5 separate regions of the Mus musculus genome follow, and regions 2, 3, 4 and 5 are each linked to region 1. Evidence: chromatin loops called from intact Hi-C (ENCODE). Cell type or tissue: left cerebral cortex. All regions are shown on one strand. Links, peaks and the distances in the headings refer to the core of each region. The heading gives the core; the rest is flanking DNA.

Region 1 (5,985 bases), core at 710-5,709:
CCAGGTCATAATCTATCAGTTAGGGAAGTCAGGGCATGAACTCAAAGCAGGAGCCTAGAGTCAGGAACTGAAGCCTATGGAGGCATGCTGCTTACTGGCTTGCTCCTCATGGCTTGCTCAGACAGCTTTCTTATATGAGAAAATTCAAGACACACACACACACACACACACACACAGTTGCCTACAGGCCAATCTAATGGAAGCATTTTTCTCAACTGAGGTTTTTGTCTTTCCAGATGACTCTAGCTGATGTCACGTTAACAACTAACCAGCCAGCACAACTAGCCTCATGGATGCGTCAGATAGAACACGGATATTAAGACAAGTAAGTCAAGTGACAAGTAAGTCAAGTGCCAATCCTCCAGAGGTTAAGACAATCAAAGGTGACAAGAAAATAAGTAATAGAAAATGAAAAGTATTTTAAAAGCTACAGGAACAGGGAGAACAGCAACCATTAAACTCTCTGGGGGAGAAGCCAATAGAAAAAAAAAAAAAGTTTCCCCGATAAGATAGGAGCTAAAGAAGTACGATGTAGCTTTAACAGGGAAAAAAAAAAAAAAGGACAGCATGTGCAAAAGCCTGAAGGCAGAAAGCTCTGCAATTAATCTGGAGTGGGAGAACAAAGGGTACACATAGGAGTGATGAGAGGAGACTAATTTAAACTGGGATTGGTGGAGAGTGTTAACGAACGCACAGGATCTCACAATCTCCATCCCAAGGATTTTTAGAACAAGGAACTATGGAATACTTATTAGTAAGACATTTTCAGTGGGAGTTCCACCCTTAGAAACGTTGCTCAGAAGGATCTCTCCGATAGGAAGACACACCTACAGGATAACTGTTGAGGCAAAGAGATTTATTACAGTGTTGCTATTGCTAGTTCAGGTGTGGATAAAGATGAAAAGGTACAGACAGAAGGAATCCCTAGGAGGCAAAGATCAACCAGAATAAGGTTTTCTAGATCTTAATTCAGGAGAGCACTTGGACAGTGATGGTTACAGCAGGTGTTACAAGTCAAATCCATGCAATCATTCTAACCACTCTAACCATGTCAGAGACCTGGCCAGGGACTGGTTCACTGACACTGAGAAAGAGGGATGGAGGAAGAAGAGGAAAGAGGAGCAAATGTGAGTCTGCCTTTGGACCTGCATCAATGAGGCTACCAAATAGAGAGAGGGAGAGGGGAGAGAACCAGGAGAGTCAAAAGACAGGAAAGAAGGAGACAACATTAGGAATCAGTATTTAAGTGAGTAAAAGAAAATGTGAAAAACAAAAGCAGAAACCATGGGGAAAGCAAACACTAAGTCAAGCTATGCATGCTGATACTGATAAAGGCGAGGGAAGAGCTAAAACTCAAGAGTGGGAGACTGAATATCACTCTCAATGTGAAGCAAGGTTTTCTAACAGACATTATTAAAAACAGAAACAGACCACCTTATGAGGTAATGTGTCAAGTCAAGTAAATGCCTGTCAGAATGTGTGGGGTCCTCTATGAAGAATGTCAACTGAGAGCACTTGCAATTCACAGGGTGCTCAGTCAATCTGTCTCCCCCAAGGATCACTACAAAGCTGTTTAGCCTGACTGTGTGCTTACTCACTTCCCATCCTCCCCACTGCTAACCACCTTCTACCATAATCTCATTTGCTTTTTCCTCTTCTTCCACGTGTCCAAATGTCCATCCTAAGAGGGTAGAACACTCATTTGTTCTGTTCCCACACATCTATTTTTCTCTTACTACTGAATATCATCTCTCTCCTACCAAAAAAAAAAGTCAAATTTATCGTCTTCAAAATAAGCAATACTAACAAATGATATCTGATTTACAGACAGCCTGACCCAAGACTGCTGACTCAGCTCTCCATCTCCTGATCTCTTCCCACAGCTCAGGACGGAACAGATCAGCCCCTGCTCACTGCAGTGATTTTTTTTTTTTTTTTTATCATTTTTGTAATGAGACAGAGGGGTCAACAGAAAATATTTTGGAATGAAAATAAAAAGGCCTATGAGGGAGAATCAGACCTGTGCTCTAGACTCTATCCACTACTAATTAACTGTGAGCCTTCTAACTAACCTCCACCCATCACCATCTCAGATCGAGAACTCTGGCACTGACTAGGTAAATCACGCCAGCTCACACTTCCTCAAAACCTACTCTATTTTGCAGTGCTTATCACAATCACTTAACTATGTAATTCTAGCTGAGCAGCTATGGTCCCTACCTACATGCTGGACTGCCAACTCCATAAAGGCAGAGAGCAAATGTCTCCCATCTCATCATTGCAAAATAAAACCTCACTGATTGAATTCATGCTAAAGCAGACGTTAAGATCCCTTTCTAAGTGACTGCTTTAATGGGCCTCCAAGCCTGAGGAGCTGAGTTCACTCCCCAGGACCTGCATGCTGGAAAGAGTAGTGACTCCTCCGAAGATGTCCTCTGACTAGCACACAGCATGCCATGGCACAGGCACAAACACACACGCATGACAGACAGACAGACAGACAGAATAATAAAATGTAAAACAAATTTCTAAATTCTAGCATTGTTTAAGCTTTTGTTAACTTTAAAAAGTCTCTGCCAAAACTTTAAACACAAACTCCAGCTATGACCTCAAATACACATACAATCAGCTGTATATAAATTTTCATAAGAAATTTAAAAAAAAAAGAGGAACTTGTTTTCCAAAATTTATACATTTCTCTTTCCCATTCCCATGAAAAGAAACTATTCAGGTACTTACACTGAAGGTCTGAAAACTGTGCCCCAAACTTTGTACAAGATAAATGTGCAAATGCCTATCACATCAGTGATCCTAACTTAACATTAACACTCCTGTTTAGCAGCTTAAATAATATATACTAGTGTGGGTTTAAAACTGTTAACACTGGCAAGTTGTGAGCTCTATACACATACACACAAAATGCAAAATAACAAACTTTATCAGCAAATCACATTTCGAAGTGATTTTAATGATTTCATAACAATCAGAGGGAAACACGTTTTTGGTTTAGCAATTACAAGTTGCCATTGTGTCTGATCAGGTGACCTTCGTATTAAAAATCTAAATCTCCACAAAGTGAGTGAAAGTTTCTTCAAGTTATATGGCACACCACCTTAGGTAAACGAGGTTAGCAAAGCACATGTCAATTTGCTCTTCAAGAGCCGAGTGAACCCTGCTCAACTATCAGAGGCTTGGCGATGTGTCAATTGGCACCCTTAAATATGTAAGAATGCTGGTGACTCCAGGAATGCATGAAACACACAGAAAAAAAAAAGATGCTGAATATATATACACATATATGTGTATATATGTGTATGTGTGTGTGTGTGTGTGTATACACACACATATACATATATAGTCACATAGAGACAATTAGACAAATCCTTAAAAATCCGATGTCTGAAATTTTTCAGAAGTTGAGAGTGGGTTACATAGAAATATAGTTAAATCCCTAGTAAAGAGGCACTACTTCACAGAATCACTTGGAGCCGCTCTCCAAGGCGTCCACAAGGCTAAGTCAACACCACTGATCTGATCATGAAGGGGCTAGTATGCCCCTTAGCACCCCCTCTCCTGAAGACCCAGGCTCCAATCACTGAGCGAAGAGTCCCTCGAGATCCGACAGCGCTTCCCTGGACTTCAGAAGCTGGGCAACCCATGGCCGAGGGGGATGGAGGGTGAAGAGAATGAATTCAAGCCCCCTCCTCCATCCCTTCCTGAAAATTAATGAATTGGCTGTACGATTGTTTATCTAATGAGGTGTGTAGTGGCCTCTACTGGTGCTTGTGTGAGCACAAGAATGTCCCACTCTTACAAGTGGGATGAGCCTGGGGGAGGGGAAAGAGGCGAGGGGTGAACCTGCCTCCCGGTACAAAGCGCAGAACTGGACCCCAGAGCTCCGGCCCGGATCCCGGAGGCGCCCCTCCCCCGGTAGGAACCCCTCCTGCCTGCTCCGCTTTCCACCACGCGAGACCCTTTTCTCTCCAGCAACGGGAGCCGAGGAGGAAAAGTTCCCGCACGTTCCCCTCTGGATCCTAAACAACAACAAAAACCCACCGCAGCGGCCACGGGAGCCGGTGCCGCGCCCCAGCCCCCACGGCGTCCCGGGCCCGGCCCGACTTACCTGCGGACTGCGGCGGGGAGCCGCTCTTCGTGGCCGCGGCGCCGGACGCCGGGCGTCCGAGCAGCAGCAGCAGCGGCAGCAACAGCAGCAGCGGCGGTGGCGGACAGCAGCGCCGGGAGGAGGAGGTGCAGAGGAGTCGCCCGGCTTCGCGCTCCGCCGCCATCTCTACCCCACGAGTGGCGGCGGCGGCGGCGGCGATAGCGCCGCGGAGCGCTCGCGCCCTTCCCTCAGCGCGCCTCAGCCGGTCTCTGCGCCGCAGGGCTCGGCTCCAGCCCGGCCCGGCCCGGCCCGCGCGGCCCCCTCGCGCGCCCAGGGGGAAAGACTCCGGGCGCCTCCCTCCTGCAGCGGGGCGGGGAGGAGAGCAGAGGAGAATCAGTACATTCCGGCCGAGAGCCGGGGGGTGGCTCGGTCTCTCCAGGTTCCAGGCGCCGCCACCCGCCGCCGACTCGGGCTCCTCACGGTAGAGCGAGGGGGGCGGAGACCGCGGGGTGGGGGGCGGGCGCCGGAGCGCGCCGTGCCGCGCACGCTCACAGCCGCGCACGCGCGCCTCCCTCCCCACGAGCACCCTCTTCGCGCCCCGCGGCCTGCCGGGCTCCAATCCCGGCGGTCGCTTCGCGGGCAGCCGCGGCGGTGGAGCCGAGCTGGCGCAGGGGCAGGCGGCGGGCCCGCTCCCCTCCCCCCTCTGGCTCTCGGGAGACGGGCACGGGCGCGGGGCGCGCGCGCCGGGCTCTGCTGCTGCTGCTGGCGTCAGGGAAACCCCGGAGAAGCGATCCGCCTCCTTCGCCTCCCGCCTCCCGCTCCTAACCCGCGGGAGAGATTTCCCCTCACCTCCGCGGACCGCTTCAAAGGCTACGGAGACCTGAGGCAGAGCCGCACGGACTCCGGAGCTGCTCACGGAGGCCGCGAGCCTGCGCGCACCTCTCTGCCCCGGGCCTCTATATAGGGCCTCAGAGGAAACCGAATGGCCTCCGGGAGGAAACCTGGGTTCGCAGAGGGTCGGCGCACGGATTTATGTGCTCGCCAAAAACAATAGCAGGCCGCCCGGCTCTTGCTGGGGACCTGGCGCGGTTCCCGTGGGAGGGGGCCGATCGCACTGCGCCGACCTCTGGCTTCCTCTCGGGCGGTACCCGACCCGCCGGGACCGTGGTGCCCCGCGTCCCCACTGAGACACTCGGCTCCGGCTCAGACAAAGGTGCGGGGAGTCCACTCCATCGCGTGCCCAGGCCAGGACCCAACCCCGTGACTCAATCTCCCCGGGGCTAATTCTCTGCAGTCACTGCAGCCTTTTACCTAGGCCCTGGATGGTCACTTTGCAGTTTTGTACTTGAGATCCAAAGTGTCTCTCGACAGTAAACGCGGAGCACGCGGGAATTGGTTTTTCAACCTCCTGGTACTACTGAGGATCGAGCTACCCAAAGTTAGGAGAAAACAGTCTGTAGTCTGCTGGCGAGAGTGCCCATACTGTTCTACCCTGGTTCTTCACTTAGTCATGTTGGGTTGTTGATAGGAGTTGGATTTTTATTTGCCCTTCTGCGTATAGTCAATATCCAAGATGTGTCCAGCAAAAAAAGACATTTCTTTTTCTAACACACACCATGCCTTCTCTAGTCACTTGCTATTTTATCTTATTTTATTCCAAAGTTCCAAAATAAGGCATGGATTGACGTGGGGAATGAAGAGCTCAGAAACCTCATTAAAACAGTGAAATTAGGAGCCCTCCCTTCCCCTGGCTCTTTGAAACAATTGGTTTAAAAGAGCAAACACTCGCTTATTGTTTTCCACTAGGGAAACCATTTAAATATCTTGTTTTGGTTAGAGTTATTAACCAGAAAAAATATTTCCTAAATACCCCTGATGACCTG
Region 2 (5,985 bases), core at 461-5,460, 100 kb after region 1:
CCCCCCTTTTTGAAGCAGAGTTTCTCCCATAACCTAGGACTTGTCCAGTAAGCTAGTCTAGCTGAACTCCCCATACCTGGGATTACAAATGTGTGCCACCATGCTGAGTTTTTTTTAAAAAAAAAAAAACAAAAACAAAACAGCAAAACAGAAAAAAAAACAACAAAAAAACAACAACAACAAAAAAACGGGTTTGGGAGAGCAAACTCAGGTCCCCAGTCTTGCAAGGTGAGTGTTTTGTGATTTACTGACTAAAGCATAGTCTAAGTATTACTCTTCAGAATTGGAGGAGGAACTCAAGTTGGGCCAGGTATTAGTTGGCCAGTCCCTCAGTCTTTGCTCCATGCCCCTTGTCTACATTTCTTGTAAACAGGATAAATTTTGGGTTGAAAGTTTTGTAGGTTGGTTGGTGTTTCTATCTCTCCACTGGAGTTCCTACTTGGCTACAGGAGGTGGCCTCTTCAGGTTCCACATCCTCAAGGTAGTGAGTCATAGCTAAGGTCACCCCATTAATTCTTGGGCGCACTCCTTATCCCAGGTCTCTGTTTCACCCCCCTCCCACCGTCTGACCCCCATAAGTTGCAAATTTCCATTCACTTTTATGGCCATCTGGCCATCTCTCCTGTCCTTCCCCACAACAGGGGCTATCCCAAAAGCTGTTGCTTGCATGTGGAATATGTTCTAGCTGGGCTGCCTTGTGTGGCCTCAGTGGGAGAGGGAGCGCCAAGCCCCTCAGAGGAGAAGTGGACCGGGGATGGGGGAAGGATTGTGGGAGGGGGTGACTGGGAGGGGGCAGTGAGTGGAATGTAAAGTGAATAATTTTTAAAAATTAAATTAAAAAGAGAAGAAAGAGAGAGAGAGAGAGAGAGAGAGAGAGAAGAAGGAGGAGGAGGAGGAGGAGATGAAGGAATCAGGAAAGAAAAGAGATGGAAGGGAGCGGGAGTTGGGGGTTGGAGGGGAATCAGTTGGTAATGCAGTCAAACAGAGGAGACTGGCAGCTGGTTGGGTGTAAGGCTGTGAGTTGGTAAGAAGATTATGAAGCCAGACTCTGGAGTCTGTGGCTTTCTGTTCTGCCCAGGTACGTAAGGATACACAGAATTGGAAATTTCTTCTACCTTTTCTGAGATCTCATCCCAGTAGCATGATGGCTGAGTCTGTGTGAACAGTAAGAGCCTCTTCTTTTGATTCAACACAAGAAATCGCTACCTTCCCCTCTACAAGTTGCCCCACAGCTTTTCTCTTCCAGGTTGGGAGCATCTGAGTCTTCTGCGGCCAATGACAGAAACTCCCATCTCTGTTTTCTCAGAATGGTTGGTCAAAAGGCCAAAAAGATTCTCAATAGAGCTGAGGGCATCTCATGGGCCCACAATAAAATCTCTTTGAGATTCAGGGAGTTGAAAGATGGAAAAATCAAAATTTGAGACTGAATCAGCGGTTAGGCTGGCCCCTGGGATTTGTTTAAGTAAAGCCAATCCAAGAGAGATTTGATTTTTCCATCTGGCTCACTTTCTCCCAAAGCCCACAACCGGAACCATGGCACTTGAGACAGAGTTCAGCATAAAAGCTGCACCACCCATCTTCCAAGATGCTCCATCACTGATGTGCAGAGTCTGGTGTGGACTTATTTGCATATTGATTTATGCATTTTTCTCTCCATGGCAAGTTGACCTCTGCTGTTTTATTTACAAAGACACTAGGGTCACGCATGTGGAAGGTGAAGTCAGGAGAAGATCATCCTGCGATATGCTAAGCCACACAGATGAGCCCTGTCAGAAACAAGAGTAGGGAGGGGCTTCAGAAAGACAGCCTCGTGCCTGGCAGGTGCCTATGGTTCTCTATCTGGCCACCAAAAGGGCAGGCTTACAGGAGAGGAAGGACCAGAAGGAGGCGAGGAGGTGATGGGCAAGTAACAGCCTGGGAGGGGAAGCAGGGGGCTCTATAGGTAACCTGATCTTGGGCCTACCTGGCTGACACGGGGTCTCCTTGCTGCCATTCCAAAATGGTGTGGTATCCCCCTCTGCCAAGAGCCAGCTCCACCTGTTTCTAAGGTTTGCCCAATACAAGCTTTGCTGGCCCTAAAGATTGCCGCCCAGATCGAGTAGGGGCTGCTTAAAAGACAAAGGAGAGAAGAAAGCAAAGGCGAACACACAAGAAAGGGGCCTGGAAGGAATGGAGTTGGTGGAGGAAATCTGTCCCTTGGCAAAAGCCCCAGGCTGCATGAAGCCCTTCCAGCACTTTTTATAGATGACTTTTATCTTACTTATTTCCTAGCGAAGCTAAAAGCTGGAAAACTCCCTTCGTTCTGATGAGCATTCCCATCCCTGCGTGTCTCCTCTCTTCTTCCAGGGCTCATGAACACTTTTATTTCCAAAGGGAATTATTCACTTAAGCTGCAGATGACATCCTCATAGAAATCATAAGGAATTCTCACTAGCATGCATCGAGTGTAGGCGGGAGGTGCTGCTTCTTGCTGGGTGATTGGCCAAAGCACAGAAGCTGAGGGCGCCCGGGAACTTGGCTCTTAACTTCCTTTGCAGGGTGGAGGCTGGCTCGAAGGCTTCGATGTTTAGACAGTGTTCACATTTGTGTTTTCGTGGGATGGGCTTGAGGATTTTCGGGTAACAGACTGGTAGGAGACCGTCCATGGCAAGGCTGGGCAGCTTTCTGGGCAGGCTGTGTGTGTTCTCTTTGTGGCTTCAACTTCTAACTGAGGTCTGAAGTTGGATCCAGAGTCTGCCCATTTCTTAAAGGGACAGTCCACATGCAGTCCTCGTAGGACTATATGACTATCACAAGTGTCCTGGCTGCAAGCTCCCTCCTAAGGCTTCTAGGCCAAACCCCTCCTCCCACCAAAGGCTGCATTCTTGAACCTGCTGCCTCAGAGGTTTAAAGGAAAAGGAGCCAACCCAGTTAGGTCCGGGAAAAGTTCAAACTAATATGTCTTGGCAAACATAATGAAAAACACAGACAGTTGCTTTAAGAGAGGGACCCAGAACGAGGTCACGTTCTGCTGAGAGAGGCAGAGCAGCAATTAGATGGGAGCTTATGTTGCAGCCTGGCGGCAAAGGGGTCAGGGAGAGGGTAGGACAGTCTGCCTCTGATTTCAGGAAGAGAGCACCCTGCAGCCATGCTGGGCTCAGTGAGGGAGGGAGAGAAGCTGAGACTGGGAATGAAGAGGCAATAAGCTGGGCTGGATTTACGAGACCACATTAAAGAAGTGTGTGCTGTTTGGCTGGAGAGAGAACCAGGGTTTTATGCTAGTGGCTGGCCCAGACACATGTGAAAGGTGTAGTCAGTGGGAGGGAGGGAGCTATTTACACTGATTTGAGAATTTGGAATCAAGAGTTCTCACTGAAATGCTCAAAAAAAATTTTTTTTTTAATTTGAAAAAAAAAAAGAGAAAAAAAAGTAAGTTGTAAGAGTTATTCCACGAACCCTAGGAGTGAGCGCTCTCCCCAGGGAAGCATTGGGAAGTGTGTCCTAAGAACTTGTATGGTGGTGGAGATGGTCAAGTGTTTGTCTCAAAGGTGTGACAGCCTGAGTGTGGGTCCTCAGAACCAATGTAAAGAGCCAGGTGTGATGGCATGCACTGGTAATGCCGATGTTGGCAAGGTAGGGGGTGGAGTCAGGGAGATCACCTAGAGCTTAAGGGCCAGCTAGCCAGCCTATGGTGAAGTCCCAAGCCAATGAAAGTTTGTGTTTCAAACAACAGGTGCAACTACTGATGACATGCACTCCTCACACACACACACACACAGAGATAGAGAGAGAGAGAGAGAGAGAGAGAGAGAGAGAGAGAGAGAGAGAGAGATTATCACTGGGCCCATAAACCATATAACCAGGATCTGCTGAGATGCAATAACAACTTTTAGACTGAGGATCAGTCAACCTTATCCTTAAAAATCTGAGGATTCAGATGTGAGATTTGCACTGAGAATTCTGCACAGTGGTCCCAGTCTAGTGCACCCACCCCTTCCCAGGCTTATGCTAAAATAATTGTTCAGCTAGGGGACAGGGGAACTCCCTGCACAGCATTGCTTTAATTCTAACATTTAAAACAAGCTGCCATTTACCAATAACTTATTTTGAGCATCGCTTATTAAAGGGAAGAATGCTGCACACGTATCCTGTCTTCCACGAGGAGCTATATATCCCAGTTGATGAGAGAAAGCCCTTTGTTACACAAGCATATAAGCCAATAAATAAAGAAGGGGTGTGCGATTGGAAAATTAGCATTTTGCAACCCCTTGTGGGATAATTGATTCAGGTGAAGCTCATCTGTAGATGTTAAAATGTTGATGGTGAGCTATGAATTTACCAGGTATCAATTTTCACCTTACAGCCTATTTGCTAATGATAAAAGAGTAGAGGACTCACTCACTTTGCAATGAGGGATCAAGCCACCTCCACTTCAAGCTGATGATCAATCTTAGCATCACTGGGTTAGACCAACCTGACACGAATTCTCAGAGTGATTCAGTGTTCTGGCTACAGCGTCATCTACCATATCTTCTATGTGAAAAGATTTAACCTGAATAATACCACAACTTAAAACTAGCTTTCCTCTCGTAAGAGAGACAGGGGGGACAGAAGAATGCTAGGTGTCACCTAATTAACTAATCTATTCTTCAGCATCTTTAATAAGCCAGTGGTACATGCAACAGCAAAGTGCTGTTTCCACATGGGACTTAAAGCAGCCCATCCTCCACTCCGATTCTGACTCTGCTAGGAAGAGATAATCTGTAATAGGATGTTTGAGGAATAATTGAAGAACCCTGAATAAGTAGTTATATATGATACTGGGGAATTATTAATTTTGTTTGGTATGCTAATCATATTGTGGTTCTGAAGCAAGTGAGTTATTTTTAGATATGTACTGAAATGTATAAGAAAAAGGGTCATGATTTTTGTAATTTATTATAAAGTACTTGAATAGCAGCAAAATGGAAATCAATGACATAAAACTAAAACCAAGAAGTCACTGACCACAGGAAACAGTGGCAAAGTGTAGATTTTCCTTGTGTCTGCTACATGCTGGGCACATGGTAGAGAAATAATGGACACATGAGTCTTAGCCTCCTGAAGTGTTTGATAGAGTTTAGACAGTTTGGAGGAACAGACTGGGAAAATCCATGTTATAGTAACAAGTCTTTATTGAAGATTTCATACACATATGTAATGTGTCTTAATCAAATTCACCCATCTATCTCTTCCCTCCATTCCTTCTTTACCTCTGCCACTCCCTCTCCTCCTCCTCTTCCTCCTCCTCCTCCTCTTCCTCCTCCTCCTCCTCCTCCTCCTCCTCCTCCTCCTCCTTCTTCTCCACCATTAATCCACAGAGTCTATTTAATGCTGCCTCTATGTTCATGGGTATAGGACCACCTTCTTGGTCACCTGTGTCCTCTCACTGCCACATCCTCTGACATACCCAGCAGCTCTCAATTACCCATAACTTCTCAACTAGGGGCAGGACTTCCTGAGCCTCTCCCTCTTCCATGCTGGGAAGTGGGTTGGTCTGATCTCACGCAGGTCTTTTTCTTGTGGTCGAAGCTGTTGTGAGGTCATGCATATAGGGGACCTGTCATGTTCAGCAAATAATGTTTTGCCAGGAGGTCCACCACCTCTGCCTCTTACGATCTTTCTGGCTACCCATTTGTGGTGTTCACTCTTACTTAGCATTTATAGCTGGCCCTTCAGGATTATGTTGTTCTCATCAACAGAATTAACCAACCACAGCTAAAATTATGTTTTAAAAACTGACTGCACTGAGCCTGCACCAACTTCTTTCTTATCACTATTCCCTAAGGATTACACCAGAGCAATGAATTATAGAACACTGTATTGGGTATTATGGGATGAGGAGACACTGCATGAACATGGGAGGGTGAAGACAGGCTATATTTAAACACTACATTTTAAATAAGGGAGTTGGATATCCATGAGGAAATAGAACCCATCTCTCAGGGATGGAGAGGGTGCACCCAA
Region 3 (5,985 bases), core at 644-5,643, 160 kb after region 1:
GTTCAGATCCCATATAACAATCTGGACACAGTCTCATCACACCTGTAACCCCCGGTGCTTTGGGGAGTGGAGACAGAAGGATTGCTAGGACTTAGTGCCCTCCAACCTAGGTGAGAAATGTGTGCTCTGGTTTCAGAGAGAGACCCTGCCTGAAGGAATAAATCAGAGATTGGTAAATGAAGACACTCCATGCCCTCCTGTGGCCTCTGCACACACACTCATAGATGTATGCATCTGTATACACAAACATCCATACACACAATAAGAAAATCATGTGTTCTCTCTTTCTCTATGAGTGTATGAGAAAGACAGACATAGAGAGACAGAAAGAGAAAGGGAGAGAAAGAGGAAAAAGAATTTGATTAAGAAAATGGGGTTGACATGTTAACGATAAACAAATCTGGGGCTGGAGAGATGGACTTGGTAAAGTGGGTGAGCTGTGAGGACTTGGGTATGGATCCTCAGCACCCATGTAAAGGCCATAGGGGACAGCATAGTAACCAAAGCATTACTGGGAGGGGAAGACAAGAAGAACCCAGGCTCACTGGCCAGCCAGTCCAGCTGAACTATCAAGTCCCAGGTTCAGTGAGAGAGCCTGTCTCAAAAAACAAGGTGAAGGACTAGAGAGATGTCTCAGTGCTTTCGCACATGCATTGTTCTTGCAGTTACCAGTACCCAAGGTGGGTGGTTTACAACCACCAATGACTCTAGCTCCAGGGGATCTAGCACCTTCTGCTGGACTCCACAGGCATCTGCACTCATGTGCACATACCTGCCCCAATACAGATACATGCATAGGTGACCATACACACATGCACACACACACCTACAACACATACATAATAAATAAATCTGTACATAATCAGAATCTCTTACTTTTTTTTACTTTTAAAGCTTTAAATTTATTGACAGAAAAAAATGCTTGAGAATTTGAGCAAACCATGCCTTTAATCCCAACACTCAGGAGGCAGAGGCAGGCAGATCTCTGAGTTTGAGGCCAGCCTGGTGTACAGAACAAGTTCCAGAACAACCAGGGCAACACAGAGAAACCCTGTCTCAAATAAATAAATAAATAAATAAGAAACCCTGTCTCAAGTAAATAAATAAATAAATAAATAAATAAGAAAGTGAGCATATTTCAACACCCCGTTTTTATATTAAGATCTAACAACTTATGGATCCTGTGGTACTGGCAACTACACTCAGGTCTTCTCTTGCTAGGCAAGCACTGTATGGCTGAGCTGCATCTCTGGTCCCCCTGTCTTAATTGTAAACCAGTACTAGGCTGAGAGTACATCGGAGCACTTCCTCAGAGACACCCTCCGCTCAGTCTACAGCATGACAAAACACCAAGTAGTTTATCTACTTAAAACTATATCACCAATGTCATCGAAAAATCACAATGGACAATTCACCATCCGCTGAACATGGTATCTGGGGAAGATAGATAGACCACAGGTTCTACAGAGATGGGTCACGTTAAGGCATGAGGTTTTATTTTTTCCCCTTTCTTTTATTTTTGTTTTGTTTTCACTTTTTTTGTTTTTTAAGACAGGGTTGGCCCTGGCTGTACTAGAATTTGCCCAGCAAACCAGGCTGTCCTTGAACTTAGAGATCTGTCTGCCTCTGCCTCCCGAGGGCTTGTGTTTAGGGCACGTGCCACCATTGCCCATCTCCACATCACTCTTTACTTATTTACTTACTGTATGTGTTTAGGCACAGGCATATCACTTGTGAACACATGAAGGTAATCAAGTCTCACTTTCTACCACGTGGGTCCCCAGGATCAAGCTTTGTTTCAGGCTTGGTGGCAAGCATCTCTACCCACTGAGCCATTTCACAGATCCCCCAACCCCCATATCTTTACATTGCTTTCACCTAGGGTCTGTTATAACTCACAATGCTTACAGCTCAGCACGTGCTTTGTCCTCCATTATTTTTACAAGAAATATAGTTACAAAATTATAGAGCATTATTCCTACAAGGAGATATGCAAAACTGAAGTTGGTTTTTTGCTTTAAATTTAAAAACACACATGTATTTTCCAAACTTTCTCTAATCAGAATATATTGCACTTATTACCAAAATAGATGCAATTTTAAAAATCAGCCCATATAATTTTGTATGTATCATATGATCACAATCATGAGAAATTATAGACAACAAAAGAATAAAAAGAGATGTACTTTAAAAAGCAGCCATGGCTGGTGTGAAAACCTGCTGGTTTTCTCTTCTGTCAACTGCTCCTCTGTTGTCCTAATTACTGCTGTAATGCTTAAAACGGTTGTTTTTCCTTTTTTTTTTTTAAACCAACCAGAGAGCTGCAGGTTATTTTTAAAATGAGGTCCTCACCTCCCTCCATGCACTTAAATTAATCTCAACGGTTTTAGCGAGTTATATTTTCAAATGATAGTAACTTAAGAGGTATTAATCAAATTTATATTAAATAATAGACCCCTTAAAGGGGTGATTTTCTACACCTCGGATACTAAGAGAAATCGCAAATAGAAGACGTGCTGCGTAAAAATTCTGTAATGTCATTAAGTCGGAGCAGTATCTTGCATCCCAAGGATGGAACTCTACAGTTTGAAAGAAGTTGTGATCTAAGATGCTTTAATTTAGTCCATTTGACACACCCCGTCAGGGTGCTCGCCTCAGGTTGGGGGTGGAGAGTGGAGGGGTAGGAGTGGGGAGTGGAGGGGTGGGGATGGGGGGTGGAAGGGTGAGGGTGGGGAGTGGAGGGGGTGGAGGCGTAGGGGGGTGGTGTCTAGCCATTCCCTTCCTTTCTTTGTACTCCTATAAGACAACCTGAGAGGTCCTGATACAGCGAGCACTCCAGACACGGACAGACCGACAGACTGTGGTTACAACTCTACCGCTCTCTGATCTGTCTCTTAGCTTCCTGGCTGTCTTAATGATGAAAGCTGAGGCCGGGGATGTAGCTCGGTGGCTGAGTACTTTCCTAAGCATGTGCAAGGCTCTGAGTTCAATCCTCAGCACTAAAAATTTAAAAACCTAACAGACGGATGAAAGCCGTTGAAAGCCACTACTCCTCCTTCCGTTACCCCACTTCCTGGCAGAAGGCAGGAGGTAGCTCTTCCTAGCTTGGCCCAGGCCTCCTACAGAAGAGCCAGCGCAGCCGCCTCCTCTCTCCAGGATGGCATCTTTGTCTGGGATCACTGTTGGTCTCCAGCAGCGAGGCCGGCCATCTGCTGATGCCTACCACCAGCTGCTGTCTCGTCTTCACTTTCTGTCTCCCTTGAGAATCCCAACTTGCAGGCATGTGGGATTCTCTCCTGAACTAGCTTAGCCTGGATTCTTATCTTCCCGGACGGGCGCTTTCAGAATGTCCTCTCTTCACTTAGCCTCGCCTACATTCCCCTTGAGGACAGATCTGTCGCCTTCCCCTGAGGGAGTCCCCTCTGGTCATATACACCAACCGGAGACCCTAGGAAAGGAAGTCCATCTAGAAAAGTGTTTGAGTGAACTCACAGGAGACCTGCAGCTTCAAGTAGGAGGAAACTAGATCCTGGCCCAGAGTCCCACGGGACTTCGTTTCAGTTCCCCATATGGAGTCCCAAACCTGTGACTCGTGCTCCAGGTTGAAATTTTCCTTTGGTATCATTTCATGGGGAAAGAACAACCACCAAAAACCATAAAAAGAGCATGATTATTTAAATTAGCTCTTTTCCATCTGGATGCTTCCCCCAGTGTCTCCCCCATTTTAAAAGCAGGCAAGTCTAGCAGGGTTTGGGATCCATACTGTCTCCTTTCAGACTGTCTTCTGTGGTGGCGGCTGAACATGGGTGTTTCTCCCTTCAAACCCTGGATTCCCCTGCCTCCTGGGAAGAAAATAAGCTGCTCAGCCCCTGCCCTGTCCCCTCCCCTTCTCAGCCTGCTCCTGGAGCCTCAGCATCTGCCAGATCCAACTCCATTAGGTTAGGGCACAAATCGAAAGGGGTAAGCAAGGTTGCTGTCCAGCCCAGCACTGTCACAGTAATTAATGGTCCTTGGATCAGTGCTAAATCAGTGGAAGAAAGAAACTTCTGCCCAGGCAGTAGAGCTCCATATCCCTGGTGTCTCTGTTTCCTGTACTCCTGCAGGATCCATCAATTCATAGTTCAGGCCACCCAGGACACGTGGAACACATGAGCCCAGCTGGAATGCTGCTTAGAGCACCAACGTTACTCCCACAATTCATTTCTCTTCTCCCTCACTTAAAAAAGAAACCAGAGACGTGGGTGGGTGGGGTTCTTGAGCAAGTAATGCGTCAGGGAGTGCTCTGTAGAAAGAAGCAGAACTCTTAGAGAGGGTATGAGGAGAATTCTAGCTACCACCTGATCCTTCATGAAGCCCTAAACATAGTGTATCACTGAGCTCATGCAGCTGAGAGACAAGAGGACTGGGCTGGTGGACCGTCTTCCTGGCAGCCATTGACACAATGCCTGCATCTACAGTGTGAACTTACAATGTCCTACACCTGAAGCTTCCATCAGCCAAGGGCAAGTGTCTAGAAAGAGGACAGGACTGGACTGCCAGCAGCCAAGTCCCTCAGCACTGGGGAGATGGGGCTCTGACCTGGGAAAGGCATCTGGATAAAAGATCGGCAACTTCAGAACATCGTCCTTGATTTTTCTCAGCCATATGTATTTTCTTTCCTTTCAAAATTTTTATTTATTTTTATATTGCACTTGTTTGTGTAGAGTGTCTGTGTGCACATGGGTACATGTGTGTGTAAAAACGTGCCGTGGCATGTGTGTTGAGGTCAGAGGACAGTGTATGGGAGTTGGTTCCCTCTTTGCGCTGTGTGAGTCTTGAGGTCTCACTCAGGTTGCTAAGCTTGGTGGCAAGCACTTTACCCACGGAGCCATCTCGACACTTTACCCACGGAGCCATCTCAACAGCCCGGAGTGCCTCTTTGATGTGTCTGTCACTAACCCACTTTCACTTTTTACAACTCCTTCACTGTTGAACATGACCACAGCAAACTAAAAAGTCTTGATCAGCAATACTCAATCCTCAAGTCCCTGGCTTCTACAGTCTTTGGGATTTTTTTTTCTTTTTAATCAAGGAGTTTTAGCCCCTTCTGGGGCTGTCTCTCCATTTTCTTGAGGAGGAAACCGAGGCAGACAAAGATTTATCTGTATAGCATGTTCTCTAACCGAGTGAGCCAAGACCACGTGACTTTGAGGTAAAAGCAGCCTGCCATACATTCACTTCTGCTTCTGCGACGGTGGAAGGACTTTTTGTTCAGTCTTTCGAATTAATCATTATAAAAAAAGGATTATTAAATTCAACGCTTGCAAAGAAAGCTTCGTGGCAGGAGTAATATTCCATCCTGTGTTTGATGTCTGCGATAAGGACATGGAGTTAAGCCAGATATAGAACCTACTTAAAATCTTACGGAGTTTTAAAACCAAACTTGAACCTTCTGGAGTTGATTTATTTATTCTTGGCAACTCGCAGCTTCCTGATTCTTGGAAAGTTGCTGGCTCATTTAGAAGGAAAACTCATGAGACTCCTTGTGCACCGAGTAGCTCTTACAAAACGGTCTTTTGATGTGTAAAGTGTAAATGAATAAGAAGCAGAAGACGGACGTTCTGAAGCACACATGGATGCAATCACGGAGAGAACACTTCTCAGGGCAAAATGCAAACGTTTCCTACGCCTTAAACACCGAGGGAATTGTTCTGCAGTCACCAAACCCCAACTGTCTGAGGTGCCCTTTAACCATGGGAGCAACTTAGGTTCATGCCAGAGAACATCAAGGGGTCTGTGGTCAGGTTACACCCTTCTGTACTGTCTCCCAAGCAGTCCTCCTGCTGTGTGCTCCACCGATAAAGATTAGTTCTTCTTCCTGATTAAAACATGTCAGAATTATTCACTAAGGATTTCAAGAATTCTGTGTATGCATGTGCACATGCCTCTGTGTGTGTGTGTGTGTGTGTGTGTATTATGTATGAGTGAGCTTGTGGGGGGAAGGTG
Region 4 (5,985 bases), core at 443-5,442, 260 kb after region 1:
CCTGCCTTTGCCTCCCAAATGCTGGGATTAAAGGTGTGCACCACCATGCCCAGCTTCCTTTTTAAAAAGTACTTAAACATTTTAAGTGCTTGGGAGAGGAGGGTAGTGTATGTGAGTGCTCAGTGCTCTAGGAGGCCAAGGATGTAGGATCCACCCTTGACGGTGGATTTTCAGGCAGTTGTGAGCCACTCAACATGGATGCTGAGAACCAAGCTCAGGGAGCATGATGAAGGAGAAGAGAGCCAACAGAGTTAGGGTAACTTTCCTTACAAACCACTGTATTACAGAAACGCAAACCACATCCCTGCAACATCTGCTTTCTGGTTGCCAGCAGGGCTGGTTTCCACACCTACAGAGGACAGAGTCTGCGAGCTTGAAGAGCTTTGGCTGACAGTCTGACAGGGAAATTGAGATGTCAGGAGAACACTCTGTGGAAGTCCATGCTTCATTGTGCTTCGCTGATACTATGAAGGCCCTCGGCTCCCAGAAAACAGACATCCCAACAGCTTCAGCCTCTGGTTTTCCAGGCTCAGCCCTTTCCCATCCAATGTAATTCATCCCAAAGTGAAAGTCCTGGGCCAGTGCCTCATCTCCCAAGATGAGAAGATGCCATTCCCAGTCTAAGCGCAGAATCCTGTTACCATCAAGGAACGTCCTTGCCCTTCATCCGTCTCTGCTGCTGACAGACCAGCTATGCCCCTGCCTCACCCCATCTCCTGAGCCCTTCTAGGGCTCTATTAGTGCCAGACAGGGAGGAGGGCACTCATTGCCCAGGACACAGACCTTGTTTTTGAAGAGACAGTCTTGAGATTCTTTCTTCCCCGTCTTGTCTCTTTGGAGGTTTTGTTTTGTGGTTGTGTTTTTTTGGTTTTTTTTTTTTTTTTTTTTTTTTTTTTTTTGACCTTTAAAGTTCTGTTCTTATCTTGGCTGGCAGGGCTCCTGGCATCAGCAAACACCTGATTAGAGGGCAGTATCTAGAAAGCTGCTTGGACGAGACCTCAGAGACCCTGAGCTGTGGAAAAGGTTAACCCAGCCAACACAGGGGCCTTTTGCTCCAAAGTAGAAGCAAACTTGCCCCTCAAAACCTTTCAGATCATGGGGGTGGGAGTGGGGTGATGTGGATTGGTGTTCTGATGGGCTCTGCTATTTCCTGTTTAAATCCTAGATGTGCTTTTATAGCCTTCTGGGTCAGGGTCTTGGGTGGAACACCTGGGGCCTGTGCTGCTCTCTGAATTCTCTGGAATGAAATTGCTTTTTCGCTCTCTCATTTTAAGGTCCTAGGAGAGAAAACCAATAGCAAAGGCCATGTCTGGAAGTAATTTGGGTTGGGGGAGGGGTAGTCATGAGGCTCCTGCTGCTCACTCCCTTGTTCTCTCTCTCTCTCTCTCTCTCTCTTTCTTCCTTTCTTTTTTTGTTTCACTCAGGCAATGAAGCCTTGTCTGCTTACTCAGGACTGCTCTGCATAATTGTCCCCTAGAAAAGCAACTGGCTAGTAAAACATTCCAGATGCCAAACAGATAATCTGAAATGACTGCTGTTCATTAAGGAATCAGTTCAAGAAGGACTGTAGTTCCCTGCGCCCTGATAAACTGGGAGAGGACATCAAGACTGCTGGGACTGTGTATGGGGTCAGAAGTCTCACCAGGCTCTGTGAGGTGTTGCTGCTGTCTCTCGTTCCCCTCCGGGAGCTCTGGATTTCTTAATTTGCAGCTGGAATTGGAGTCATCTCTCATCTCCTTATCTTCCCCAATACAAACTCACATTGACTGACCCAATGAGGAAGAGGCCCAGATCATCCCCCCAAAACTACCCGACGAGATCCAGCTTGCTAGCACAGGCCACAGAGTCACCCACACCACAGCTGTACTTTTACATGAGAAATAAACTTAGATTTAACTTGCTCCAGCTCTTGCTAGTTAGCCTCTAAGACTAAACAACAAAAGGTTTTGCAAGCCTGGAAAGACTCAGCAACAGCTTTGCAAGGGATCTCCACACTGATGGGGAGTCGTCCCCTCATCTTCCCAGATGAGTGTGTTCTTATAGTTCAGCTGCCTCCGCTCCTCCCAAAACTGATCTTGGGAATTTATATTTAATGGGCTTTAGCCAACCTTCAAACACATGTGACTTTGCCAGTCCACCTCCCAAATCAATTAATCACAGACACCTGGTACTGGTTCTCAGTAAACAGAGGCAAAAAATGCTTCTGTTTACAGACACTCTGTAAAGTGTCTGTCTAGAAGGTATAAGACCTTCCCTTCCTCCCTGAGCACCAGACACAGAGATACACATTTGTAATTCCAGGAGCTAGAGGGAAGAGGATCAGAAGTTCAAAGTTGGGGCTGGAGAGATAGCTCAGCGGTTAAGAACGCTGACTGCTCCGGGGGTCTGAGCGAGAAGAAAAAAGTGTCTGGGGACAGCTACAGTGTACTTACATATAATAAATTAATAAATCTTTTTAAAAAAAGTTCAAAGTCACCCTTGACAACGCAGTGAACTTGAGGCTAGTCTGGGCTAGTAACCAGTCTCTGGCCAGTTAACAGCTGAGAGCCATAACAGAAACACTTTGGATACTGGGGGTGGGGGTGGGAGATAACGTCCAAGATCAAAGCCAGGGAAACACATTTCTATTAACAAGTTCAAAAATTATAGACAGAGTAGAAAATTGGTCAGGAGCTAGCAGAACTAGCAAAATAGAAATAGGCCAGGCTAGATGAGGCTGAGAATGAACTGGACATCAAGCCTAGCTTTCCTGCCTCTTAACCTACCCTCTCACATAGAACCGTCACATCAAAGGAGGAAGGGCTGGATTTCTGTAGTATCACCCGGAACAACTAAACCAGGATTTAAAAACTCGAGTCTATAGTCCTTCCATACTGTACACATGATTGTATCCCTTTGCGGCTTACTCTGGGGTTGTTCAAAGGAACACCACCTCCGAAAGGGTTATCTAAGGGGTCTGAGTGTTAAATCTGATCTCTAGATTGAACAAGATCGCTTCAGTCTTAGCGGAAGCCTTTGACTAGCTGAAAATCTCAAGAGGTGGACTCCCCGTGCCCAGCACCACTAGGGTCTGAGCAGATTCCTCTCGCGGGAAGCCCTTCCCATCGTCGTGCACCCTCCGCCTCGCCACTGCACCAGACTTAGAAAGGAACCGGCCTAGTAAAACCATGGAGGTCAAACACTGGCGGAGGGACGGATTAAGAGACAACAGCGTGGCTCGTTGTCAATGGGAGACCGACTACTCTAATCGCGAGGTTTGCTGCTTCTTCGTTATCTGCATGTCTTATCTTACTAGGGAAGTAAAAGTATTCTCTCGCCCCCACCCCGGACACACACACACTCTATCTCAGGCTATCAGTGAATATCGGGAAGACGTGTACGGATTGGGAACCACACTACTGCCTTTGTTCATCCAAGGACAGAATCGCACAACAGCGTCGCCCAGCGCCAGCGCCAAGACTTAAACAGAGCGAACCCCCAACGCCAGCCCTGTCGTCGTCCCGCCTCCAGCCCACCCATAGCTCCACCCATAACTGGGGCTGCAGTTCCGTCGTAGCTCCGCCCATCGGGAGGAAGAGCCTGTGGCGCGCGGGTGTGACGTTACGCACGTCTACGTCAGCACGCGCCCAGCTGGGAGGAGGCGCGAGCCGAGAAAGGATCCTGTAGCCACCGGTGCGGCGGTGTGTGCACATGGCGCTGTGGCGCGGCTCTGCGTGCGCCGGCTTCCTGGCGCTGGCCGTGGGCTGCGTGTTCCTGCTGGAGCCGGAGCTGCCGGGCACGGCGCTGCGCTCGCTCTGGAGCTCCCTGAGGCTGGGACCCGCGCCAGTGCCCGTGGGACCTCTGTCCCCGGAGAGCCGGCTGGCAGCCGCTTGGGACGCCCTCATCGCGCAGCCCGCCCGGCGCTGGCGCCGCGTGGCTGTGGGGTGAGTGCCTGCGGGGCCTGCCTGCGGCTCTGGGCCTCCCCGGGAAGTGCGCGCGCTCCGGGGTCCGCCCGGGACTCGGTGGTGTCTGGGTTGCCCTCTGGGCGAAAGTGTCGGACGCGTGAGACGAGCCTTTTTCCGTCATCGCTGCAGGGATAGTCAGCATATTTCCACCCGGTTGGCCCTGCTCCCTGTAAAAGCAGCTCTCATAGCTTCTTAGAAATTCAACTCAGCCTGTCACTTGTAATTTTTGAGGTTACTCTGTTGTCTGTCTTCCAGCCCTTTTTTGCCGACTGTTCTCAGGTGGCCACGATGGTTTTCCTATTTTTTTAGCACTCTTCCTAACGTACTTAAAGCTAAATGCTTCTGTCTCTAGCTGTTGACTTTACGTCATCCGGTCTGAAGACCACTCTACTAAGACTGCTCATTTTCATATTCAACATTTTTTGTTAAGGATTCCTTACCAGAACTCTGCGCCTTTCGCGTTTAGCACGCCCTTCTCGAAACTACCTTCTTCCCCATACTAAGTGATAGTTCATATTTTTAAGGTTCTCTCAAATCACAGTATCTCCTTTCTTTGTGAAACTCACAGAAATGTATCCAATTTTTTTTACACTAACCTTAGTCCCTCTTCCAGTTAGGCTTGGCTTTCTTGTCTTGTCAAGGGCACTATGCATCAGCGAGTTTTTTAGTATGTTTTTCTTTAGGTTAGAGTTGGTTTTTTTTTTTTTTTTTTAAATGTTGCTTCTGTTGTTCCTTTTTGAACTACAGCCTCCTTGGCTGGTCTGGAACGTAAGTAGATCATTAGAACATAGATCATTATCTGATCTGTTTGCTTCCTTTTTCTTTCTTTCTCTTGTCTTTTTAGTTTAGTTTTATTTTTAAATTATTCTTCTTTAAGACAGGGCTTCTCTGTGTAGTCCAGGCTCTCCTGGAACTCACTCTGTAGACCAGGCTGACCTCGAACTCTAAGGACCAGCTGCTTCTGCCTCCCTGGTGCTGGGCTTAAAGACCTGGCTTTATCAGGTTCTTGATCATCTTTCTTGGAGCTATGTCAGGTGTGTGCTGGGCTCTGAGGGCATATGTATGGAAGAAGTCAGGTCTGTGCTGCATTTTTTTGGAAGCAGCTTGAGCAGCTACAACAGAATAACTCACACTAGTTGCTTAGAACAACATAAACTTTCTGTGACTGGAGACCGATAGTTCCAGATCAAGGTGCCAGGGTGATTTCTAAGGAAGCTGATGCTGGGGGTGCCTTTCTTCTTTCTTCCTACCTTGGAGCCAGTCAGCTTCTCGTGCTCTCACATGCCTTTTACTGTATAGTTCTCCAGAGTGATGTCTTTTTCTCTTATATGGACACCATTCCTGTTGGATTAGGGGCCACCTACTTAACCTTAATTGCTCCCTGAAAGACCCTAAGTCCAGATACAGTCACAGTGGGGATTGGCGTTTGTCTTAGTTACTTTTCTATTGCCATAACAAAACTACAGCTAAAGCAACTTGTAGAAGAAAGAGTTTATTGGGGGCTTACAGTTTTGGAGGATGAGTCCATGACCATCATGACAGGGAACGTGACGGCAGGCATGATACTGGAGCAGTAGCTGAGAGTGTATATCCTTATTCAAAAGTAGGAGTAGCGTAGCTAACTGGAAAGGGCGTGGGCTTTTGAAACTTCAAAGCCCACCCCCACTGAAACTTCTTCCAAGAAGGCTACACCTAATCCTTCACAAACAGTTACACGAACTGGGGAGAAAACATTCGAATAGATGAACCAATAGGGAGCATCCTCATTGAAACCACCACAGGGTTCCCATGCAAGAGTTTGAGGTGAGGTAGGGGAGATACATTGTCTATAGCAGTTGTGAAAAGTGCTGTCCGTGTTCAGCTACCAATAAGAGCAAGGCAGTCAGCTATTCCAATGAATGACTCATTCCTCTCAGGATGGGGCAGTAGAAAAAGCTCCAAGAAGATGATGTTCCATTTTCTATTTATGTAGTAATAAATCACCCCAACACTTAGTGATGCAGAACAGTCATATTTCATGATCTAAGTTATGATTGAGTTC
Region 5 (5,985 bases), core at 275-5,274, 81 kb after region 1:
TATCATATGCAGAATGTTGTTGGAAGTATGAATGTTAAAGATGCAGTTAAGGAAGGCTCAGGAGGTGAGTTGGGGGTGGTGGGGTGGGCGGGGATATGTTACTGAAGCCTAGAGGCAAGAAGATCCTGTTGCATAGTGGCGGAAAGTACATCTGAATTTAATCCCTTGGTTATAAGGAGAATAGAGAAGCTGGCTATTTAGCTAAGATTTCTCAGCAAAGTGTAGAAGGTGCAGCTGGTTTCCTCTTTACTGATTATGAATAATGTGAAACACAAAGAGAAAATCTGCTAAGCAAGAAAGAAACGGAAGCATGGCTTGATGGTTTGAGACATTCTCAGCCTAGTGAAATTACAAAAGATAAGATAAAATAAAATAAAGGCAGCATCAAGAGGAGAGATTCAGGATGTGGATACTGTGCTATCGAAAGAAAGACAAGGGTGTGGTTGGGCAGCCTCTTGCTGGTGCAGAAATGATTAAGGGCATGACACGTGGCTACACTCAGTCATCTCAAGACAAGCCGAACAGAGAAGTAGGATTATCCAGAAGCATCCGTTGAGGATCCTTTCATCTGATGGCTCAGATCTCTGATATACAAGGGTTTTCAGGATGTTAGTCCAGCAGAAATACTGCCAACTGTGACCGAGAGAGACAAAGAAAAGATTAAATAAAGGGCAGCCATCTGCTTCCAGCAAGCCAGGGGCAGCACCAGGACTACAGCATCACTAGCAGCAGCCATCCATTGCCTCTCAGAAAGATGGGGCCCACTCAGAGGGCAGACCTTTAGGCAAACAGAACTTTGAGGCCCTAAGAACTGCCCCCTGCCTGAAATCTAATGCAATCCATCTTAATAGATCTTGAAATTTCTTGGGAAGCCATGACTCCCTTATTCCTCCACATCCCCTCTCCTGGAATGGAGACAGCTTTAACCATTACATTGTGCTCCTGTGTTAAATCTGGGGTGGGGTGGGGAGAGGAAAGACAGCTTGTTTTCTAGTTTTCAAGTGTTTGGACAGGGAGGTAAGTGGATCATACCCAGAATCTTTCCACACCTGATTTAGATGATGATATTTTACAATGTAATGGGTTTAAACTTCTAGGGTGTGACTATATTTTGCATGTAGATGCATGTGAAAATTTGGAGGCCAAGGGCCAAATTTAACTAAAAATTTTCTTAGTAAAAGATATCTAAATCCTACACAGTAGTGTTACCTGGGTGTGGTTACTTTGTGAGGCACAAAGGGTTCTGAAAATGTGGCTAATGATCTCAAGATGGGCATATTATCCTGGACCATACAAGAAGATTTCTAATGCAATCATGTGTTCTTCTAAGAGGGAGACAGAGGGAGGGAGGCTTCAAGCTACAGAAAAGAAATGTAGGCTGGGGAGATGGGTAAGTCAGAAAAGTTTATTGCCTTGCAAGCATGAAGTCCTGAGTTTGACTCCACACTCAAAAATGTCCATGTCCTGGATGGTGCTTGCTGATCTGTGATCCTAGTACTGGGGAGGCAGAGACTTGGGGATTCCCAGGGCTGGCTGTCCAAGCAGCCTAGGCTACTTAGACAGTCTCAGGCCAATGAGAGATACTGTCTCAAAGAGAAGACGGTCGATGGTGCTTGAGAAACAATATCTGAAGCCTTCCTCCAGACTCCAAACACATGCATGTGAATCTATGTGAACAGGGAGACTTCACTCACACACACTCACACACACACACACACACACACACACACACACACACACACACACACACACAGCATTGATCTGCTTTAGGGAATTGTTGGTTGGAAGATGTTTTGGCCTTTGAGGATGGAGCAAAGGCTGCACGAGCCAAGAAGTGCATATGGGGAATAGAAGCTGGAAAAGGCAAAGAATACAAGTGCAGGCATCGGGAAGGGGGGAGGAGGGAGATGGATCCTCTTCTAGGGTTTCCAGCACAAGCCCTGCTGACACTTTCATTTTGGCCCAGTGAAACTAATTGCAGAGTTCTGGCTTCTGAGGCGGTGAAAGAATAAGTCTCTGTGTTAAATCATTGAGTTTGTGGTAATTTGTTCTAGTAGCTAAAGGAAACTAACACAGTACATAATCAGAGATAAAAAAGGCATTATTGATTATGGACTCACACACACAGACACACACACACACACACACACACACACACACACACTGAGAAGGAACTCTGATGCTGCATTTGTAAAGCTCACATTTGTATTTCAAAGTGGGGTTAGTCTTCACTTTTTTCCTTACCTTCCTCACCCTACCTTTTTTGTTTGTTTGTTTGTTTGAGACAGGATCTCATATGGCCAAGGCTAGTCTCCAACTAAAGATGACCTTGAACTTCTGACCTTCCTGCATCTATATCTGGAGTGCTGGAATGACAGCCATGACTGCTATGAAGGGCTGGGGCTAGAACCCAGGGCTTTGGACCTGCTAAGTAAATACTCTCCTAACTGGACTATGTTCCCACACCACTGCTCACCTATCTTGAATAATTTATACTTTCCCAGTCAGTCTTTCATTTATCTGGACTATCAGATGAACAGTATAATACAGAGAGTATATCTATAATTTCTTAAATGTCATATATACTTGGGAGTGCATCTCCCGTATCTTTTATTCTAATCTTGAATAATTATGCTTTCCCTCTCTTTTAATTCACTACTTGGTGAACAATTTGTTTTATTGCCACCCTCTTCCATTCAGCTATCCAACTTAATTTTGTGTTTTTAAACGTAGTGATTAGATGAACGCTTTCCTCTCACACGCTCCCTCCCGCTTTCCCCCTGCTCGTTTGTTGCTTCTCTCTAGCTTCTGCCGGCACTAAACATTTCATTGCTTCACACATGCCAGAGTTTTCAATCGATTACTTAATTCATTGCTCATTTCCACGTTTTCTTGTTTGGTAATTGAGACGTTTAAGTCTATACATTCTCTTCCAAGCCCAACTTTGGCTACATCCTATAAGTTTCAACATGTAGTAATCACAATATTAAAATTTGCCAGGCAACTCCATAATTGTCATTTTTATTCCAAGTAGTTAGAAGATTTTTGGTTATTCTCCCATTATCTTTTTATAGTAGCATTTAATTATGATCAGAGGATATAATTTATTCTTGCTGTACATTTTGGAATAGCTCAGATTAAGATATACATTTGTGTAAATATTCTATGAGTATGAAAAGACCGTCCACTCTCTAGGTCTGGGGATAGATATTAATAGTAGTATTAATAATAGATAGTCCTCATTCTTCAAATTATTCAGCTCCTTTGGATTTTTTTTTCTAGTCTGACTGTCAGTGCCTGAAGAAAATAGTGCTTATGAGACGGGACTTTTATTCTACAGAAGTTTCTCTGTGTACATGTCAGTTGAATAGCAATGGGGTAGGCTGTCTGCCAGGTTGTAAAAATAGGGTTCAGCCGTCTCCTACTACTGGCACACCCTGCAAGAATGTCTCTTGGTTTGTTTTCCCAGTAGAATCTCTTTGGGTTTTTAATATCCAAGCCTTATTGAACCTATGTATTTGCCTATATATTTTTAGCTGATGTTAACATAGGAGATAATGCTGTTTACATACCCAAGCCAACCTCAAGTCAACATTTTAACTAAATAACACGCAAAAAAGTCTTAACTCCTCTTCTAAATATAAACAGTAGAACAACAAATTCATGTGCAGATGTTTTGACACGATCAGGAGCGTCCATAGATACATAGACATGCATAGACACTGAATCTCTGCAAAGGTCACAGGAATCACAAATGCACACTGCTGTATCTGGAGCAGCTGGGTTTGTTTTCTGGCTGTTGTTTATTGAGATCTGACCTGCCTCTGGTGACATTCACCGTTAAAAGGTACACAGTTTCGGTAATCACATAACTGCCACAGTATATAAGATGTAACACATTTTAATCACTCCAAAATGTCCCCTGTGCACCTCTGTAGTCATCCCATCCCCAGTTCTGAGAGACTCATATTACTATAATTGACCTTCTCATAAATGGACACATACAGGAAGTAGACTTTTAGGTCTGTCTTTCACTCAGTTCAGGACTTTTGAGAGTCGCTCATGTTGGTATGAGTGCATTCATTTTTTTATTGCTAGTTACCTTCCATTGTATGGAAAGGCACGATTCATGTATCCATCCCACGCTGAAGGACATGCCAGTGAGTCAGCCGAGATTCTGACTTATAAAAAAGGCCATTATAAACATCAACACGCAGGTTACGTGTGACTGCACCTCTGGATAACTCTTTAGAGAGGGATGTTCTGGGCCAGGTGATTTGTGCATATTTAACTTTATAAGAGGCCGTAATACTGGTTTTCAAAGTGGCTGTATCACTTTAGGTTCCCAGCAGTGATGACTGAGAGGCCAGGCTTTCCCATGCTTTTTAAATGTCAGCTGTGGCCAGGATGACAACTCAGTCTTTAAATGGATTTGCCTTGGAGTCTTGAAGACCTGAGTTGGAGCCCTAGAACTTGTGTAAGGAAGCTAAGCACTAGTGCGTCCCTCTTATTCTAGCTCTGGACAGGCAGGTAGGTGGATTCCCAGTTTCAGTTTCATGCCAGTGAGACGCCCTGTCTCAGGAAACAAGGTGGAGGAAGGCTTGCTCCCTGAGAAATGGTAAGCACCTACCATTTCCTTTAAGGCCTAAACAACAGACCAGAGTCTACTGTAGGGGCCAATGAGGTCAGCAGGCTTCCTGACGGAGCATGCTTTGGGGGTTACTTACAGGATCTGAATGACCCCAAAGCAGCTGCACCACTGGAGCCTCACCTCCACATAGATGATGCATCCCCACAGCTGCATAAGATAACCCCCCACAGTCTCTATGTACTCTGGACCTCCTGAGACCACAGGGACGTGTGCAGTTAGGGCAGAATGACAGAAATGGACAGGAGGTGTAGGAGAGAGCTGCCGTAATCTCAGGTGAGGGTCTAATATCCCTCATCACCTCCTTCCTCTCTTTGAGAACACTGGCAGCCAGCAAGCCCAACCTCCAGGGCTACTTGTGCATAGTCACACCTGCTCTGATGAACACACACACACACACACACACACACACACACACATACACACACACACACACACACACACACACACACACACACACACACACACACACACAGCTGCTATGCCCAGAGAACAGCATTCTACAGTAACAGCATCTGAGAAACACCACCTGAGGGTGTCCTCTGCCTCCATACTTATGTGTACACAACAGAGGCATGCATGCACACACACACATGCACGAGCACTCTCTCTCTCTCATACACACATGTACATGCACATACACACTCTCACAATACATACACACTCTCTCACATATACATATACTCTCACACTTACACACACACTCTCACACATGCACACACATACTCACACATACTCTCACACAGACACACACACATAGTCTGCTATTCTCACAGATCTAGAGTGCATCTCCCTAAGGCCTGATGAGGATTAAAATTTTTTGATGTACTGACTTGTCAGCCATATATTTTCTTTGATGGAGTCTCTGTTTAAATCTTTCACTCCTTTTAAAGTTAGATTATTTATTTTCTCAAATTGAGTTTTGAAAGATCAAATTCATTATCAGATACACAATTGGCAATGTTTTCTTCTAGTCTACAATTTGTTTTGTTTTCTTATCCATGTCTTTAGAAGAGCAAAAGTTCTTATGCTTGATGGCTCAATTTAGCGGTTTTTTTTCATTATATACATTATGGTCTTTATGTTACAGTTATGAAACCTGTACCCAGTATAGAGCCACAAGAATTTCTTTTTGTGTTTTTTTAAATTTTTTTATTAGGTATTTAGCTCATTTACATTTCCAATGCTATACCAAAAGTCCCCCATACCCACCCACCCCCACTCCCCTACCCACCCACTCCCCCTTTTTGGCCCTGGCGTTCCCCTGTACTGGGGCATATAAATTTTGCGTGTCCAATGGGCCTCTCTTTCCAGTGATGGCCGACTAGGCCATCTTT

The links. A loop is a pair of places that touch in the nucleus more often than their neighbours do. Peaks named below come from ENCODE experiments on the same cell type or tissue, not always from the same donor. Only the 100,000 strongest peaks of a DNase experiment are listed, where the experiment ranks them.
Region 2: it touches region 1 in a loop (4-fold over the local background); 6 of 42 quality-filtered maps call a loop at or near these places.
Region 3: it touches region 1 in a loop (8-fold over the local background); 6 of 42 quality-filtered maps call a loop at or near these places.
Region 4: a loop joins it to region 1, with 7 times the contacts of the local background. A loop is called at or near these places in 4 of 42 quality-filtered maps.
Region 5: a loop joins it to region 1, with 2.9 times the contacts of the local background. A loop is called at or near these places in 2 of 42 quality-filtered maps.

What each region holds. Positions count from the first base shown.
Region 1 is chr9:59,031,843-59,037,827 of GRCm38, forward strand. It overlaps Neo1 (neogenin), which reads right to left and starts at 4,599. Exons shown (of 28, transcript NM_001042752.1): 1 at 4,124-4,599. The coding sequence starts at 4,286. In left cerebral cortex, for the core only: CTCF peaks have their summits at 3,769 (motif pointing left) and 3,969; DNase peaks (open chromatin) are centred at 3,839, 4,733 and 5,393; H3K4me3 peaks cover 3,399 bases; H3K27ac peaks cover 2,275 bases.
Region 2 is chr9:59,131,779-59,137,763 of GRCm38, forward strand. No RefSeq gene overlaps it. Among named protein-coding and RNA genes, the nearest start is that of Neo1, 98 kb to the left of the region's middle. In left cerebral cortex, for the core only: no CTCF peak of the experiment used is centred there; a DNase peak (open chromatin) is centred at 2,438; H3K27ac peaks cover 1,123 bases.
Region 3 is chr9:59,194,517-59,200,501 of GRCm38, forward strand. All of the region lies in intron 3 of Gm33053 (a long non-coding RNA gene), which reads right to left. Among named protein-coding and RNA genes, the nearest start is that of Gm33053, 38 kb to the right of the region's middle. In left cerebral cortex, for the core only: no CTCF peak of the experiment used is centred there; DNase peaks (open chromatin) are centred at 3,205, 3,504, 4,214, 5,188 and 1 more place; H3K27ac peaks cover 1,375 bases.
Region 4 is chr9:59,287,944-59,293,928 of GRCm38, forward strand. Adpgk (ADP-dependent glucokinase) reads left to right here and starts at 3,629. Exons shown (of 7, transcript NM_028121.2): 1 at 3,629-3,923. The coding sequence starts at 3,691. In left cerebral cortex, for the core only: a CTCF peak has its summit at 3,462; a DNase peak (open chromatin) is centred at 3,561; H3K4me3 peaks cover 1,928 bases; H3K27ac peaks cover 1,445 bases.
Region 5 is chr9:59,113,373-59,119,357 of GRCm38, forward strand. No RefSeq gene overlaps it. Among named protein-coding and RNA genes, the nearest start is that of Neo1, 80 kb to the left of the region's middle. In left cerebral cortex, for the core only: no CTCF peak of the experiment used is centred there; a DNase peak (open chromatin) is centred at 3,394.